Regions from separate parts of the Homo sapiens genome. Here region 1 is linked to region 2. A link is an interaction called in ENCODE POLR2A ChIA-PET data of the cell type or tissue named here. Cell type or tissue: CD4-positive, alpha-beta T cell. All regions are shown on one strand.

Region 1 (2,500 bases), 270 kb before region 2:
CTGCTGCTCCATAGCCCAGATCGGAGCCTCTGCATGGATGTGGTCCCCATGGCTTTGCTAGAATTGTCACATCATTACAGGACTGGAAACAGGGAACTGGAGCCCACAACTCTCAAACCAGAAAGCTTAGAAAGAACCTGTGCCTTCTAACAAGTTGGTATCAGGTGAAGGATAGGCAAGTACTTTGCATTTAGATAAGTTAGGTAATTCTTTCCCCTCTAATGTAATTCAAGTAAAAACAAATAGCAAGATGCACTTTAATTAAATACATCTGTTTAGAGAGTCCTTATGTTAGGAACCTGGTTTTTTATTTTTATTTTTTTGAGACGGAGTCTTGCTCTGTCACCCAAGCTGGAGTGCAATGGCGTGATCTCAGCTCACTGCAACCTCCACCTCCCGGGTTCAAGCGATTCTCCTACCTCAGCCTCCTGAGTAGCTGGGATTACAGGCACACGCCAACATGCCCGGCTTTTTTGTATTTTTAGTAGAGATGGGGTGTCACCATGTTGGCCAGGCTGGTCTGGAACTCCTGACCTCATGATCTGCCCACCTCGGCCTCCCAAAGTGCTAGGATTACAGGCTTGAGCCACTGCGCCCGGCGGGAACCTCGTTTACTATACTAGACCGACGGTTTTCAACCTTGGCCACACATGAGAATCAACAGCCAACCATGTGCGTTAAGTCTTGGGCATTCAACCTGGTCAAACCTTTGGATGGCTATACCCCCAGACACTGTGGAGCAAAGACACGTCATATGTACTTTGCCCTGTTCAGATTCCTAACCTACAGAATTCATGGGTATTAGTAAAATGGAGTTTTTTTTAGACCACTAAGTTTTAGAGTAGTTAAGCAACAATAGTAACTGGGACACCTGGGAAGCTTTTTTAAAAAAAATCCTAGTGTCCAAGGTGCACTACAGCCCAATTAAGTGAGAATCTCTGGGTCTGGGACCCAACCATCTATTTTTAAAGCATCCCAGGAAATTCTGTGGTGCAGCTAAGGTTGAGAACCAAAGTCCACATCCATGTTGCTTAATGCACTGGCCACATATAGCTGTTTAAATCAATGAAAATAAAAGTTAAATTCCTTGATCATAACCACATGTCAAGTATTCAATGATCACATAGGGCTACTGGCTACCACATTGGACAGTGAAGATATAGCATATTTCCATCATCTCAGGAAGTTCTATTGGACAGTGCTGGTCTAGACTAGTTCTCAAAGCTTGGTCCCAAGCTACCAGCATCAGCCATCACCTGGGAACTTGTTAGAAATGCACATTCCCAGCTGGGCGCAGTGGTTCACACCTGTAATCCCAGAACTTTGAGAGAAAGAGGAGGGCAGATCATTTGAGGTCAGCAGTTTAAGGCCAGCCTGGCCAACATAGTGAAACCCTATCTCTACTAAAAATAAAAAAATAAAAAAAAACTAGCAGGCGGGGTGGCAGGTTTCTGTAATCCCAGCTACTCGGAAGGCTCAGGCAGGAGAATTGTTTGAATCTGGGAGGTGAAGGTTGCAATGAGCTGAGACTGTGTTCCGAATTAGTAGGTTCTTGGTCTCACTAACTTCAAGAATGAAGCTGCGGACCCTCACAATGAATATTACAAATCTTAAGTTGGCGCGTCTGGAGTTTTTTCCTTTTGGTGGGTTCGTGATCTCGCTAGCTTACAAAAGTGAAGCTACAGACCTTCAGCGGTGAGCGTTACAGCTTATAAAGACAATGTAGGCCCAAAAAGGGAGCAGCAACATAATTCATTGCAAAGACCAAAAGAAAAAAAAGCTTCCAGTACAGAACAAAACGCGAACAAGTTACTGCCGCTAGTTCGGGCAGCCTGCTTTTATTCTCTTATCTGGCCCCACCCGCATCCTGCTGATTGGTAGAGCCCAGAGGTCTGTTTTGACAGGGCGCTGATTGGTGCGTTTACAATCCCTGAGCTAGACACAAAGGTTCTCCACGTCCTCATTAGATTAGCTAGATACAGAGTCCACACAAACGTTCTCCAAGGCCCCACCAGAGTAGCTAGATACAGAGTGTCAATTGGTGCATTCACGAACCCTGAGCTAGACATAGGGTGCTAATTGGTGTTTACAAACCTTGGGCTAGATACAGAGTGCCGATTGGTGTATTTACAATCCTTGAGCTAGACATAAAGGTTCTCCAAGGCCCCACCAGAGTAGCTAGATACAGTGTCGATTGGTGCATTCACAAACCCTGAGCTAGACACAGGGTGCTGATTGGTATGTTTACAAACCTTGAGCTAGATACAGAATGCCGATTGGTGTATTTACAGTCCCTGAGCTAGACATAAAGCTTCTCCACATCCTCACTAGACTCAGGAGCCCAGCTGGCTTCACCCAGTGGATCCCGCACCGGGGCTGCAGGTGGAGCTACCTGCCACTCTCACGCCGGCACTCCTCAGCCCTTGGGTGGTCGATGGGACTGGGCGCGGTGGAGAAGGGGCCGGCGCTCGTCAGGGAGGCTCGGGCTGCACAGGAGCCC
Region 2 (2,500 bases):
AAATGAACAGCTGCCATTAATGTCAGATAGTACAATGTACTATAACCTAAATTTTTAAAGGATCAGTAATACAGAAGTTTCAAAAACGTGAAGGGGATTCTCCCTGTCTCTGATAACCATGAAGGTACAGAATCAGAGGAATGACATAAGCACTTTTTGAAGGAAGGCAAAAAAAATCTTGGGAAAGCAAGGCTTACCTATGATTTATAGGCAGCAGGGCTCTTGAAGGAGGGTCTCCAAAAAAGACGCCTGTCACAGAGCCAGAATTCTGTCCTCACAGCAGAAAGGTTGTACTGGGTGAACAGATGAACAAAATAAAAATTAGCTTAAAATACACTATTCTTTCAACAATTTGGCTGAGAAAACTCAGAATGCCAAGAGGAAAGAATGTGCAAGTCTAGTTATATTTCACAGAAGATTATGAAAGCAAGTTTAAATGGGTTTTAGTATGGTGATTATTCAATTCTGCCTTCCAACGAAAGGTTTAAATGGTTTATACAGATTTTGCAATTCCTCTGATCAACGTGTGAGAGGAAGAGATAGTTTAGTTTTCTAAAACACAATGTGAAAGGACTAACAAAACTTTCACATTCACCTTACCACTACCAGATAATCCCTTGAATGGTCCAAATAGATAGTTTACCAAAAATTATAATGGAGTTTCTCTGACTTGGCAAACATTGTAAGATGGCTCACTGAACCACCCACTTTTGATCTGCCTTCCTCTTATAAAGGTAGGAAAGCTGACACCTAGATCTCAGAGCTTCTCTTGCAGTTAGGTGGGCAGACAACAAAGTGCTGGCTGATGCCATGTATATGGAGATCTCTGGTAAAAGGCATCCCATTCAGGGAAAAAAGCCAAAACATCACTAGAAGAAAACCTTTTGCTCTTCCTTATCTGGAACATGAATACAATGTCTAAAGGTAAAACAACCACCTTGTGATCATGAAGTTAATTGCCATATACTAAAGATGAGAGATCAGGAAAGGACAGTACCCACATCCTCAATTCCTTTCTTGAACTGCTGTACTGGCCCTAGAATGTCCCTGTCTGTGGGCTTCTTGTCATGAAAGAAAAATAAACTCCTGTTTCGAACATTATTAGTAAGGCTGACAATTATTTCAGCAGAAAACATTCCTGATAACATATGGCAACATTCAGATAAATTCTAAATACTCGTAAAACTCCACAGTTTGTTTCATACTTTCGAGATACGTATGCGCTATAAAAACACTAGAAAATAAAAATTGAAGACAGAGGTATTAGGATAAGATGAAAAAGAAATAAAATATGCTTTTAAAGAGTCTAAAAGACTGTTAGAATTGTTTTCTCCAATATGTACTATTTCCCCCTTTTTTCTGTACTCTGCAGTAATTTCTCTATGCCTCAAGGTTAACACCTGTGAATAGCATGACCAAATGTGGTTTATGACCAAATGTGGTTTAACCTCAACGGCTCATTGATACGGTTTGGCTCTGTGTCCCCACCCAAATCTCACCTTGAATTGTAATAATCCCCACGTTGTGGGAGGGACCCAGTGGGAGGTAACTGAATCACGAGGGTGGGTTTTTCTCATGCTGTTCTCATGACAGTGAAACAGTCTCACCAGATCTGATGGTTTTATAAAAGGGAGTTGCCCTATACATACCCTCTTGCTTGCTGCCGCGTAAGATGGGTCTTTGCTCCTCATTCGCCTTCCACCATGATTGTGAGGCCACCCCAGCCATGTGGAACTGTGAGTCAACTAAACTCCTTTAAAATTACTCAGTCTTGGGTATGTCTTTATTAACAGCGTGAGAAAGGACTAATACACTCATTTTAGCAATCCTGCCCTGAAGAAGCTAATCCCACATAGGAACCAGCTGATTTTCATAATCAATTTAGAGAAAATAACCTGTTTATTTTCCTATTTCTCATCAAAAGAAAAAAAGAAAATCATCCACCACTTCCTTCCCAATTGCTCTCCTTTTACTGTTCTAAAAAGCCAATGTCCAAGAGACAAGCTAATAAGGAAATTCAAAATGGCTCTTTTATAAAGGGATTTCTTTCTGAAGTTACTCTCACAAAGAATACTCTTTTATTTAATTACAAGGAAAAGAATTGCAAAACTATTGTGACTCACTCACTGCATATCATAAAAACAGAGGTAGAGGTACAGGTACAGAAAACCTCAAACAAGTGCTTTAGCAATTATCAGCTAATATGCTAAATCTGACATTTTCTTTTAAATTACTTTTGTAAAACTGTCATTTCAATTAACTATATGGATTTCAGTGATTTCATCTTAACACTGAATTTACTTATAAACACCTTAGTCTTCTACACATCTAAAGTTAAACATGAAACTAGGAGGAAAATAAATACAATTTAACCTCATATAATTAGCCAAAGGAGAACTATAAACTTACTCGGCTTGCATAAGATTTCTTACTTCAACAATGAATAGAGTATATTTGACTATACAGTTCAAAATCCTCATTTTACAGAGGAAACTGAACA

Evidence for each region. Peaks named below come from ENCODE experiments on the same cell type or tissue, not always from the same donor. Only the 100,000 strongest peaks of a DNase experiment are listed, where the experiment ranks them.
Region 1: POLR2A ChIA-PET joins it to region 2 with 6 read pairs; 3 of 35 experiments call an interaction of 5 or more read pairs at or near these places.

The regions. Positions count from the first base shown.
Region 1 is chr6:17,973,777-17,976,276 of GRCh38, forward strand. All of the region lies in intron 2 of KIF13A (kinesin family member 13A), which reads right to left. Among named protein-coding and RNA genes, the nearest start is that of KIF13A, 13 kb to the right of the region's middle. In CD4-positive, alpha-beta T cell, no CTCF peak of the experiment used is centred here; no DNase peak of the experiment used is centred here.
Region 2 is chr6:18,244,311-18,246,810 of GRCh38, forward strand. The region is part of intron 7 of DEK (DEK proto-oncogene); the gene reads right to left. Among named protein-coding and RNA genes, the nearest start is that of DEK, 19 kb to the right of the region's middle. RefSeq lists a silencer at 1,320-1,379. In CD4-positive, alpha-beta T cell, no CTCF peak of the experiment used is centred here; a DNase peak (open chromatin) is centred at 1,451.